4 separate regions of the Homo sapiens genome follow, and regions 1, 2 and 4 are each linked to region 3. Evidence: chromatin contacts called from ENCODE Hi-C or POLR2A ChIA-PET data. All regions are on one chromosome and are shown on one strand. The core of a region is the stretch at or near the end of the contact, and the rest is flanking DNA. Distances in the headings are between cores, read along the strand shown. Region 1 holds the start of RIOK2 (RIO kinase 2). Region 2 holds the start of RGMB-AS1 (RGMB antisense RNA 1). Region 3 holds the start of CETN3 (centrin 3). Region 4 holds the start of ERAP1 (endoplasmic reticulum aminopeptidase 1).

The links. A loop is a pair of places that touch in the nucleus more often than their neighbours do. ChIA-PET counts read pairs that join two places held with the same protein, here RNA polymerase II (POLR2A). Pooled maps may share reads with other maps.
Region 1: a map of CD4-positive, alpha-beta memory T cell shows a loop between it and region 3 (25-fold over the local background). The contact joins the promoter of RIOK2 here to the promoter of CETN3 in region 3. A Hi-C loop is called at or near these places in 2 of 168 maps with a recorded cell type or tissue (CD4-positive, alpha-beta memory T cell and naive thymus-derived CD4-positive, alpha-beta T cell) and 9 of 50 pooled maps.
Region 2: a loop to region 3 is called in a map of naive thymus-derived CD4-positive, alpha-beta T cell, with 12 times the contacts of the local background. The contact joins the promoter of RGMB-AS1 here to the promoter of CETN3 in region 3. A Hi-C loop is called at or near these places in 1 of 168 maps with a recorded cell type or tissue (naive thymus-derived CD4-positive, alpha-beta T cell) and 4 of 50 pooled maps. POLR2A ChIA-PET finds 5 or more read pairs at or near these places in 1 of 52 experiments (RWPE1).
Region 4: a pooled map shows a loop between it and region 3 (8-fold over the local background). The contact joins the promoter of ERAP1 here to the promoter of CETN3 in region 3. A Hi-C loop is called at or near these places in 1 of 50 pooled maps. POLR2A ChIA-PET finds 5 or more read pairs at or near these places in 2 of 52 experiments (activated B cell and endothelial cell of umbilical vein).

Annotation. Positions count from the first base shown.
Region 1 is chr5:97,181,339-97,184,496 of GRCh38, forward strand. It overlaps RIOK2 (RIO kinase 2), which reads right to left and starts at 1,909. Exons shown (of 10, transcript NM_018343.3): 1 at 1,788-1,909. The coding sequence starts at 1,853.
Region 2 is chr5:98,771,330-98,774,333 of GRCh38, forward strand. It overlaps RGMB-AS1 (RGMB antisense RNA 1), which reads right to left and starts at 1,755. Exons shown (of 2, transcript NR_033932.1): 1 at 1,293-1,755. RGMB (repulsive guidance molecule BMP co-receptor b) reads left to right here and starts at 2,334. Exons shown (of 3, transcript NM_001366508.1): 1 at 2,334-2,877. The coding sequence starts at 2,742. RefSeq lists enhancers at 1,911-1,960, 2,696-3,004 and a silencer at 2,181-2,810.
Region 3 is chr5:90,408,311-90,411,083 of GRCh38, forward strand. It overlaps CETN3 (centrin 3), which reads right to left and starts at 1,446. Exons shown (of 5, transcript NM_004365.4): 1 at 1,335-1,446. The coding sequence starts at 1,351. LOC731157 (a long non-coding RNA gene) reads left to right here and starts at 1,690. Exons shown (of 2, transcript NR_105024.1): 1 at 1,690-1,994; 2 at 2,190-2,359. RefSeq lists an enhancer at 1,216-1,415.
Region 4 is chr5:96,806,695-96,809,808 of GRCh38, forward strand. ERAP1 (endoplasmic reticulum aminopeptidase 1) reads right to left here and starts at 1,251. Exons shown (of 19, transcript NM_001040458.3): 1 at 1,166-1,251. It overlaps LOC124901033 (a long non-coding RNA gene), which reads left to right and starts at 764. Exons shown (of 3, transcript XR_007058879.1): 1 at 764-1,883. RefSeq lists a silencer at 672-1,131 and enhancers at 704-1,205, 1,206-1,705, 1,862-1,931.

The DNA of each region.
Region 1 (3,158 bases), core at 659-3,158, 6.8 Mb after region 3:
AATTAGAAGGAAAAATTGTCAATTATTTTATAGAAGTGAGAGTTGAAGATGTGAAGTGGATGCTATCACTGAGCAGGAGATAATGGAAGAAAAGGAATGTTTGGGAGCAGAATTCTGGGGCAAGTTCATATTGAAAGCTAAGGGCAGCTAGTCAAACAATGATTATTGATATAGGAGGAGCCAAAGAAGTAAAAGGGAAGAGAGGCCCAAGAAAGGGTACCAACACTGGTGAGATTCAACTGAGACCGGAATGTCATATTTAATGACTAAGTCATTTCTTGGTGAACTTTACAAATAATTTAAATATTGCAGCGCCAATGTTTTGGAAGATAAATCTGGCATCATTTTGATGTCTCACCAAAACCTTAACTTTTAAATTTAACTTATTTTCCATGCTTTGTCTCTGCCTCCCCCGTCCTCTAACACTCTTACTTTTGACCCCTACTTCTGTCAGAGACACTAAGGAATGAGTGTGCTGAGAAAGCAGGAAAGGAAGGTATCTTTCCGAAGTGATAGTAGGTTTTCATAGAGAAAGTCCAGCTGATTAGAAGAATCTACATGAGAGGCAAAGTAAACATTGTCTTCCAAATTTCACACTGATTTTGCATTTGATAGTTTAATACTTAAGCGCTATTTAAGATTAATTTTAAAAATCCAAAACTTGAAGCCTTAACATAATGCAAGAACCAGTGTGACTCACATCGCATATCCTATTACATAATTACACAATATAGGTAGTCCTTATCATGGGGTTCACTCCTTACCAAAAGATAACGGCTCCTAAATAAATGTACAAATGTCTTGATCTATATATTAATTTCTGTGCCATAAGACTGAGGCCATAAAATCAGATTTTGTTACTCCCCTGATTAAAAACATTTAGTGGTTACCCCCACATTCTTTACCAAACCTCCAAGGCTCTGTAGTACATAATTTCTCACCTTTTCCGCTACATCTCCAACCATTAGTGTGCATCTCACTTTGCTCCAGCCACATTACATTGGCCTTTCCTCTCTTCAAAGACTTTTCTGTCTCAAGGCCTTTGCACTTACTACTGCTGTTTCCTCTGCCTCCAACTCTTTCCAAGGACTTCACTGGGCTGTCTCTTTCTCACACAGCTCCTATTATTCCCCCATTCATTCTTTCATTTAGTGAATATTTATTGATTGTCTACCAAAGGCCAATAACTTGTGCCCCTCCTCTCCACCAGATACATATACTTTCTATGCCATTATCCTTTATCATTTTCATAGCATTTATCCATTATCCTATTTTTCGTTTACTTGATGATCTGTGTCTCTCTCTCCACTTGTCTGTTTGAACAAGTGAACCTCCTAATGTTGCTACTAAAAAACCGACAAATATGTGTTGACTGAATGAATCAGAAAGACTGCTATGCGACTGAGTCTGTTAGTAGGGAAGTCAATATTATCAAATCTCGGGGGGGGGGGGGGGCTTAAACCTTTCACAGCTGGTCGGAAGCTCAGGATCAGAGAAGTTTCCAGGCCACAGAGATGCAAGCGTTTCTCTTCAGCGCAAAGCGAATAGCAGCAGAAAAGAAAACAATTATTAGAAGACGGGACCTTTGCTCTATCTGGGGGAAGGTAAGCTCCCAAACAAAACCTTTTTAAAAATCCGACTTTCTGAATGCTCTCTTCTCCATTCCCAGCTTCTGCCACGTCCCGGGTCCCAGAGTGTGCCTGCTCAGATCCCAGAAAACTTGCAGGAACAGGAAGAGGTCACACAGTGTTAAGGGGAAGGGAGAACAGGAACGGCGGGTTTCTTACCGCGGTCAAGACCCTGAAGTCATCTCGGCTCATGTAACGCAACTTGGCCACATTCACTTTCCCCATGGCGGCCCCAGTCCGAACCCAGATGCCTCTCCGACGACAGCCGCAAAGCGTAAGGCAGGTCGTTATTCCAGCCTCTAAGCGCTTTACAGCGCCAGATGGCTCGCGCACGCGCTGCGTCTTAGTATAGGTCCTTGTTAATAGTTAGAAGTGCTGTTCTCATTGATATAGGAAAATAAAACTACTTGTATGTCTTATGAAACACATAGTATGTAACAAGTGAACGTTTTATTTTTGTGTAATTTTTGCGTTGTGACTGAGTTGGCGGAGTGTAGATATTCTCTACAATGTGCCTTTTTTTTTCCATATCTGTCAGGACTTGCTGCCTCAATGACACGTTCCGCCTCAGAGAGCAAAGTGGTTACTTAATGGGAGGAGCAAATTTTTCCCGCAAACAACTTCTACTCTAGGCAAAGTGACTTCCAACAAGACAGGGGTAAAAGAACCTGAGCTAGAGTCCAGACAACCAAATCTGTTAAAGGTAAAGTGGACTGTAATCACACAAGCACGCCCTCTACTCCTAATTGCGCCTGCTCCGGCAGCTCCGGAGGGCGTGGTTAATGGAACTCATGCGCTTGCTCAGTACTTCTCTTAGGTTGGTCTAGGAGGCTTCGAAGTGCGCCTGCGCTGGTTGGGGTGGGAGTTTAAGGTGACACGTGGAGAGCGCGGCGGACGTCCTTACCTCCAGAGGAAGTGGGGATTTTGATAGTTCGGGCTGACCTACGCGGGTAGGACTTCGAGGGCCCAGGAGCGATTTAAGGATTTTAGAATAGTTACCCATACTGGCTCTGCAACTCCTCGATATTCAAGCCTTTGTCTGCTTTTTACTTGAATGCAGCATGTCTTTGATTAACCATCTTCAACCAATGAACATCTCCATTTAAACGGAATTTTTCTTTCTGTACTTACATAAGAAGGCATAGAAATGAATTTTTTTTTTATTTTTGAGACAGAGCCCGGCTCTGTCACCCAGACTGAAGTACAGGGGCGCGATCTTGGCTCACTGCAACCTCTGCCCTCTAGGTTCAAGGGATTCTTCTCCCTCAGCCTCCTAAGTAGCTGGGATTATAGGCTCACACCACCACGCCCTGCTAATATTTTTATTTTTAGTAGAGATGGGGTTTCGCCCTGTTGACCAGACTGGTTTCAAACTCCTGGCCTCAGGTGATCCGCCCCCCTCAGTCTCCCAAAGTGCTGGGATTACAGGCATAAGCCACCGCGCCTGGGCGAAAAGTTTTTAAAAAAACCAAGTGACTAACTTTATTTGTACAAATTTATGGGGTACGTGAGAAATTTTGTTACAAGTAT
Region 2 (3,004 bases), core at 505-3,004, 8.4 Mb after region 3:
TCTAGCTCCCTCCCCGATTTTTCTTTGTACAATATAAAGTCGTTTGTAACTTGCAGCTCACGGGCTTGAGGAGTGGCTGCGGTATAAGCGACTATTCACTACGCTCTTGCTTTCCAAGCCAATTCCTGATCTTGTGAACAGTACGAATTTACCCGCGAGTGTGTCAACTGACCTATGTCTTGAAAATAGGAACCACCTTGCGGTTTACTTGTGAAAATTAGCATTTTCCTCTAGCGGCTGAACACTTATGCAGCAATAAAAAGTGAATTGTTAGGCTTATAAATCTCGAGCTTGTCAAATTTTACAACAGAGGAGCAATAAAGCACCTTATAGAGATGAAGTTTTTCCTCTGAAGAACAGTTCCGTTTAACGACACCAGGATTTGCAATGACTCGAGGACGCCCTCTATTGATAGGAAAATCTAGAGCACCCGTGTACTTATGGAACAGGATATAGGGGGAGGGGAGTAAAAAATCATAGAAAGTCACGAGTGGAAAGACCCAAACCAAACAGAAATTATTGATCCTTAACTATTGAGTATATGCTTTGAAGTATGATCAATAAAGTGAGATGCTGCTTTTATAGGGGTCGAATTAAATCTTGGGTTAAGAGAAAAAAATGTAGTCTTTGTTAGCCAAATACTTTGAAAATCAGTATTATGTTTGATTACTTTTTTAAGATGCTTCTTAGTATGTCATGAACTGTATCTAATTATATGAAGTAATTGCAAGATAGTAAATTTTTGCTCTAATAATACTTAGTCCGCAGCATTATCTAAAAATGTCATATAACTTCCTCCCCAAAAGTCATTTCTCCAGGCAACTGTGAAGCTATTATTAAGCGTATTATGGATATACACAGGCTTGGATTATATTGTGGATAGTGAAAGGTGTGTTTACCCCTTAAGTCATCATAGTATGTAACAAGTAAGTAATGAAAAGTTACAGTAAAAACAGATAGGCATCCTTCATTAGGGACCTAGTGGTTTGGGCAATTCAAAATGTGTCTAATAAGTGAGCTGGTGAGACTGAAGGTTTGCCCCTCAATTATCCTAGTCCATTGATTAGCTCATTTAAACATGTGTGGAATATCAGCATGTCCGTGGTTGATAAGAAATTCCTAATTAGAGATTCTGAGTAACATAGCGGGTACAGTTGCCAACTACGATTTGGATGTTAGTGGATTTTAAATGGCAACCCTGTGCTGTTTGGGGAAAGGCAAAGGCGAGGGCGGTATCAAGTGTCTCTCAGCCTTGAGGTCATTCTTGAGATTAGATACCACTTCACACCTACCGATAACAAATTGGAATCTATCATCAGTCTCATAACTGCTTTTCTGTCTCCACTTGGCAGCCTCTTTCTTTGTAGACAATTGTCTTTTTCCTCACTTTCGGACCCATCCGATCATAAAAGGAGAAAGTGAGCTGCCATTGAATTAATCCGTAGAAATTTGTGGAAAATTTAAATAATCTGTAGAAATTTGTGAAAAAGCCACTGAGCAACAACAAATCGTGGCATAATTACACTGCATAAAAACCCACCACTCTCATTAATTACACTGTAACCGAACGTTGAAGTTTGCCCACTCTTAGACCTCTCCTTGCCGCTTTCAGGAAGGGAAATGTCAAACTAGAACACCTGAGCCTCGCACAGCTGCCAGCGAATTCCGGCGGCAGTTCGCGGGTACCTTCCCAGCCCATCCTATCTGCTCCGGACCGCGGGTGACATTCAGATTTCCAACACCGCCCCGAGCTTGCTTTACCAGACACCCTCAAACGACTCGGAACGCGGTTCCGCAGATGTGATTGGCTGAAAGGGGACCTGCCGCGCGGCGCTCTGTAAAAGCGCCTGCTTCCTCCAAGGAGGTGGAGCTGAAGCTGGCAGGGCCAGGGCAGGGAGGGGTAATTAAATTAAAAAAAAAACTTGGAGGGAAGATGAATCGGATCACATTAATTCAAGGAGAGGTCAAAGGCCGGTACCTTTGTAACGCCGGCGAGAGTAAGACTTGCGGTCGCCCATTTCTGTTGGGCGCGAGGAAACAGTAAATCGCGGAAGGGGGTAGAGGGGGAAGGAAAGGGAGCGCGAGGCAGCATGCGGCGCAGGAGAGAGGACTTGGAGTCGATGGACAGGGAACTCGAATTACACTGAGCGGGCGGGGGAGAGGGCCCTCTGGGTCCTGCGATTGGCAGGCTGAGTCGGGCTGACGTGCGGTCACAACCAATGGGGAGGAAGGGAGGGACACGGCGGGGGATTATGGCGTCGTGGATTGGCGGGCACAGGGCGGGGCGGGACGGCAGTGCGGGACTGAGATTGATCGACCGCGGGGGCTGCCGCGCAGAGATATCCGGGCCGCCGGTGGGTGGTCGCTAGGGCTGGGCCAGCCTCTTGGAGGTCCACGCCCGCCGAGCCCACGCTGGCTGGGGCCGGGGTGCCGGCGCGCTCGGGACTCGTCTCAGCAGTCGCTCACGGTCTTTGTGTCTTCTCTTCCGCCCCTTTCCCTGCCTGCCGCCTCCGGCCGCCACGATGCCCCTGCGCCCCGCTGCTGCCGCCGCGGACTGGCTGCGCCGGCTGCGCGCTGCTTGCTGCGGCGGTGGTGGCGCCCCATCTGCTACACGGGCCTGAAGAAGGAAGAAGAGGAAGCGAAGCGCGCCCCCCGGCCCATGCCGCAGCCACGGGCCCAGACCCGCCACGGCGCCCGCGCCGCCGCCCTCGCCGGAGCCCACGAGACCTGCATGGACGGGCATGGGCTTGAGAGCAGCACCTTCCAGCGCCGCCGCTGCCGCCGCCGAGGTTGAGCAGCGCCGCAGCCCCGGGCTCTGCCCCCCGCCGCTGGAGCTGCTGCTGCTGCTGCTGTTCAGCCTCGGGCTGCTCCACGCAGGTAGGACGGGAGCGCGCGAGGGGAGCCAGCCCCGGGGCCTAGGGCTTTGTTCCCAAATAGCCCCAGGTCTCGAAGGCGCTCGCCGGGGCGGAAGGGCGGCGTGGCGCAACGGGAAAGGCCTCCCGAG
Region 3 (2,773 bases), core at 196-2,695:
ATTACAAAAAAAAAGTGAATTAACTTATACAGTATTTTAGCACTGTTGGTTCAAAATGTTTTTAGATTACACGTTTTTAACAGTTTGGCAATTTATGTGTCATTTCCTCCATTGATATTAACAAACCATCGAAAATATTAATGAGTCTAAACATATGACAAATATTAGATGCCAATATACAATGTTTGTGCTTCATTCTATATAAAAATGTGATGAGTCTTGTCTCATTTAACATGTAAACCGGAGGTTAACTTCTCATAAACTCTGGAAACGCTTAAAGAAAAAAAGCAAAAATTATTTTAAAGCCAGAAATGTTTTCCTTAAGAGCTGCCCATCTAAATGTGCTCCAAATTTTCAAATGGAGCCGCAACACTGGAATAACGAGTTTTGAAACACAATCCGGTAACACATTAACATGTCAAACCAGTTGACTGTACTTAAAACACCTATCTAGTTGCATTTGAAAGTCGTTTTGGTCTCTGAAAGCTCCAAAAAAAAAAAAAAAAAGCTAGGAAGTGACTAGTAGGTGCAGTATAACAAAGCTGAGGAAGATCTTCCTTTCATGAGACCTGACTTGACACAAACTTGGGTATTCCTGGGGTCAGTCTTTTCCTTCCTGAGACTTTTGGAGGCCAAGTCCAGAACCGACCCACCCCTGACCCCATCCAAGGGTACCATGATTATCCCTTAGCAGAACATGGAATATTTTCGGAGTGTCGTAAGTGTATGGATAGTTTTACGGTACAACGTCTACATAGTGGGAGAGGGCAACAGAGGGTTAGAGGTTAGAACTGAAAGGTAAAAAAATGCAAGAAATTTAGGAAATCCAAGAGACAGACTGCCAATTAAAGTCACTAAAATGGGTCTCCAATTACACCGTAAAGCAGGGCCCTGGGAGAAGAGGAAAGAGTTTTTGTTATTTCCAAAATTTATAGGTGGGTGATTGCATTAGCAGCGGAGCAGCCGAGGTGGGGCCCTGACCAGGCACACGGATGAATGAAGGGATGTCCGCGACCTGATCTGAGAAACAAGAGTAGAAGCCTCGCGATATTTCATTCCCACCTCGCTCGCAACTAAGCCCAACCTTCTGGCAGTCCAAAGCCCTACGCGCTGACAGAAATAACCTCCTTAGCAGAAATGCACTGGTCTCGTTCCCTGCAGGGCATCAGAGCCCAGAGGGTGAGTGATCCGGGCAGGCTGCCCTAGGCTCCTTTCCCGCGTCCCAAACTACATCCCCTGCCTCGCCTCGGCCCCAAACGTCCTCCCTTCCACACACACCCTCCCTGGGCCCCGCTCCGGGGTGTGGAGAGCACTGCCGCCTCCTTATTACCGACCTCAGAGCTAAACTCATTATCTCTTCGCACAGAGACGTTCCTCTCAAGAACGATTTTAACCCCCTACCCAAGGCAGCAAGACGCCCACAGCCGTTCAACAGACACGAACGACCTCAGCGGCCTCAGGGACCTCCCACAACATAGACACTTTTGAGCTGGATTGGTTGAAATGTCGCTATGGTTCTGCCTATTAGGGGGCGGAAGCTTTACCAGTTCTATTTTCATTGGGTAGGTTTTACGTCAATCAAGGAAAAAAAAATTTTTTTTCTGTGCCCCGCCCACCTCCTAACGCCCCCCCGCCCCCCCAATCTAGGGCCGCTCTCGCCCTTCGGATTGGCTCGATGCGTTTTTCCCCGAATCCTTTGCGGGTCCGGCCTCCGATCCCTGTGTGGCTGTTTGGCGGGTGGGCGCTGTGTTCCTCTCTCGTAAAGCCGTGCGGTCTGTGGGCCGCCATTCAGAAACTGGATGGACAGCTTCGGCGGTGGGAAGGGAAGGGACATGCTGCAGGCCACCCTCCGGCTAGAAGGAGGGAGTACTTGAGGAACAAGGTCTGCGAAAATTGGCTGTGCTCTGTTCTAAAACTTGGAATGGCCTCAGTACCTGGGGAATGTGTTTAAAATGCAGACTTAAATGTCCGTTTCTCCATTCTAATTTCAGTAGGTATGAATCTGCGTTTTTACTCCTCACAAGCCTTCCAAGTGATTCTGAGGCAGGTGCTGTGGCTGTACTTGGATTATCACAGGGTTAGATTATCAGGCTATTTATGATTTAGCTGTATCTAAACCACCTTTCCCTCTCTTTCCTCCTTTGAACTGTTTGAAACGGATTTGTTCCCTTCTGTCTCTTATTTTTCAGTGCTGTAAGCTGTTAACACACATGAGACTGTCTTCACTACCAAACCAAGTCTCCTAAAGCTCACTTGAATGTCTGCTTATTCGTGTCTCTTACTAGGTTCAATTTCTTGGAGGCCGTGATTATATCTATTTAACGCTTTTCCTTGTACCTAATAAAATGTCTGGTGCGTAGGTGCTCGGTAAATTGAGTGGAATCTTTTGAAAATCCACAAAATACTGAGCTAAACAGCAAATCTCATAAACGTGAATAAAATAGCCTGAGGATGGGAGTTGAAGGCGGAGAATATATAAACATTATATGTTTAAGGGATGTATATAAAATTTTAGAGAAGGGAGAGAACACAAGATATGCTTCTTAAAGGAGGTGACATAAACGTTAGACCTAGAAGGATGGGCTAAATTTGCACAAGGAAAGATAGTATGATAGAATAAGCTAAAAATTAGCTAAGGGATAGCACCCCTAAAAAACAAAAGTGGAACTTTTATTTTGTTCGTATTTTAAATTTTAAAGTACCTTTATAAATCACCTTTGAGTCTAAAAGGAAAGAGAAATTGTAGTTACTAGAACATAATGATATTGAAAAA
Region 4 (3,114 bases), core at 1-2,500, 6.4 Mb after region 3:
TCTTGGCTCACTGCAACCTCTGCCTCCCTTCCTTTTATTGGGGCACTATAGTATATGAAATAGATCATCAAGAAGTAATTGAGGTTCTTCCAGAATTTCCTGAACAATGAAATTAACAAGCACTGTTGGTAAATAATAAAAATGCTGGATTAATTTGAAAAAAAAAAAAGTACTAGAATGTTTCTATTCAGGCCGCACCTGAAAATGTGCTACTTATACTAATTAAAAATCCTCAGGCAAGAGACAACTGTGCCCAATTTTCAAGTTTTTTGTTTTGTTTTGTTTTGTTTTGTTGTTTTGTTAATTGTTGACCACGTCCTGAGTTCAGAGCGAATCCTCTGGGTGTTTAATAGGAAACAGATAATTTCTTTCTGAACCTAGCCTACACAAAGAAATCCAAAAGCGTGAGGAAGTGTGTGCTCTCCCCCTTCCCCTCATGGAATTAACTTTGTAGGACCACCTGGCCAGTGAGGCACCCAGATAGGAAACTTTTAATTTGCGTCAACAGAGGTGCTTTATCTGAATAAAACCCAGCCAGAGCCAGAGCGAAGGGGAGAGAGAGAATTGCTGACCAGAAGAACAGGAGAAGCAGGGAGGGAAGTGACCTTAAGAACACACACGGCCCGCGCATCCCACCCCACCAGAGTCTTTAACCCAAAGCCTCTGGGTTTCTCTAGCAGCTATGGGCAGGTGCCCTCCTCAGCCCGAGCCAGCTGCCCGCCCCACCCCGCCTTTTGGCCTCGCGCGGGCGTCGGTGGCCTGCAGGACTGGCAGGCATCCAGGCGCCAGGCGGAGCGCTGAGGGAGGCTCCCGCCGGCCGAACAGCGGGGAGACCCGTGAAGCAGGCGCACCGGCCACGCGCCCGGAGGGACAGGGACAGGGACCGGCAGGGGTGGGCCCGCCGCCAACCCGCCGGGCACCCCGCGGACTCGGGCCTAGCCAGCGACTCCCCCCGCCCTTCCCGCGCCCTGTCTCGCGCCCCGTCGCCTTCCTCCCGCGCCCCGTCGCCTTCCTCCCGCGCCCCGTCTCCCTCCTCCCGTGCCCCGTCTCCCTCCTCCCGTGCCCCAGGCCCTCAGCCCCCCACTTGACGGGCGCAGGGAAGGGGCGGGTGCCGCGCTCTCCTCCCGGCCCGCAGTCCCCTACCCGCGGCTCGAGCGCGCTGTACCTGGGGTTCTGGGGCCGCCCTCACCCTTGCGCCGCCGCCACCACCACTGCCGCCGGCCTAGCTCCCCCAGGACCGAAAGTGAAAGTGGAGCCCGGGGAGCGGCAGGCTGGCGCTGAGCGGCGCTTCGGCCCGAGCCCTAGCGGCAGGCGGGGAAGCCCCTGGCTAAGGCGGGAGCTGGGGAAAGGGTAAACGGGAGTGGGGCCGAGCGAGGGAAGCCGCAACTCCCAGGAAGGGAATTGGTAAATGAGCGCTGCACGCCGGGGAAGCTGCGAGGTTGCGATGCGGGGGATCAGGCGTAGGAAGTGCACGCCTTTCTGAACGCGGATCCGTGTGTGTGTGTGTGTGTGTGTGTGTGTGTGTGTGTGTGTGTGTGTGTGTGTGTGTGTGTGTGTGTGTGTGTGTTGAGATGCTTTTTGTTTTTGTCTTTTTTTTTTTTTCACTGTTTAGCGTTGCGAGGGTTAGGGGCATGCAGGAAAGGGCCGGTGCTCAAGTTGGGGACCGAAGCCAGGCAGGCGCTGACAAGTCCACCAAGCCTAGACGCGTTCGACGCCCATTGGACTCGCTGGGTGTCCGTCATCTCGCCACTGCCAGTGGGCTGAGAGCTCTTGGCCCGCCTCGGAAAGAAACATGAACCCAGTACTCTGTCGTGGCAAAGTGCCGCACCTTCTGGGGCTTCGGTAGAGAATGACTACAGTGGGAGATGCTGTAGAGGAGGAAGGTGGGTTAGAGGTGGCCCCCAGGACTTTCCTGCACTACCAAGGGCCACTGTACCCCAAGGATTAGCTGCTTCCCGCATCAACACGTTCCCTCTGATTTTTCAAAGTAAATGACCATTTCTTCACTCCCCTTAGAACAATTAAAGCTGAATAAAATGGCCAAAAAGACCATCTTTAAACAGTTGAGGCTAAATGAGGTAACAAGTCAAGAAAACACAAACATTAAAACACCAAATGCTACAAGTTTATTACCGAAAATGGGTCCCGATCCAGACCCCAAGAGAGGGTTCTTGGATTTTGCGCAAGAAAGAATTTGAGGGGAGTCCATGGAGTAAAGTGAAAGCAAGTAATTAAGAAACTAAAGGAATAAAAGAATGGCTACTCATAGGCAGAGCACCCCCAAGGGCTGTTGGTTGTCCATTTTTAGGGTTATTTCTTGATTATATGCTAAGCGGGGGAAATTATTCATGCCTCCCCTTTTTAGACCATATAGGGTAGCTTCCCGACGTTGCAGTGGCATTTGTAAACTGTCATGGAGCTGGTGAGACCGTAGCAGTGACGACCAGAGGACACTCTCATTGCCATCCTGGTTTTGGTGGGTTTTGGCCAGCTTCCTTACTGCAACCTGTTTTATCAGCAAGGTCTTTATGACCTGTGTCTTGTGCCTACCTTCTATCTCATTCTGTGACTTAGAATGTCTAACCTCCTGGGAGTGTAGCCCAGTAGGTCTCAGCCTTATTTTACCCAGCTCCTATTCAAGATGGAGTTGCTCTGGTTCAAACGTCTCTGATAATTTGGTGAGTGGACCATGGTCCTAGTGGGAACAGGACCCTTTTCATGCGGTTCTCAGACTTTCTTCTCCCACTTCTTTATTGGCCTTCTTCCCTTTGAGAACTGGGGATTCCAAGTCACTGCAACAGTATTTCTCTTTTTTTTTCAATATTATGTTTCCTTTTTAAAAATATAATGTTTCATACTGCCTATTATCTCTAGTCAAGGACATTTTATAATATAAAGATTAACACCCTGTTCCAAGACTCAACTACGGTGGGATCCAGGGAAGTTTTTTTCACTAAAATTCAACAAGAAATGAGGACTTTGAGATCTGGTAATTTCTGCATGTTCAGAATTTGACAGGAGGTATCAATGGATAGCGTGTAGCCTCCAAGACCTCCAGACATCTCGGAGTGCTCCCAGTTTACTCAAGATGAGACCTCTTTGTCCAGTAAATGT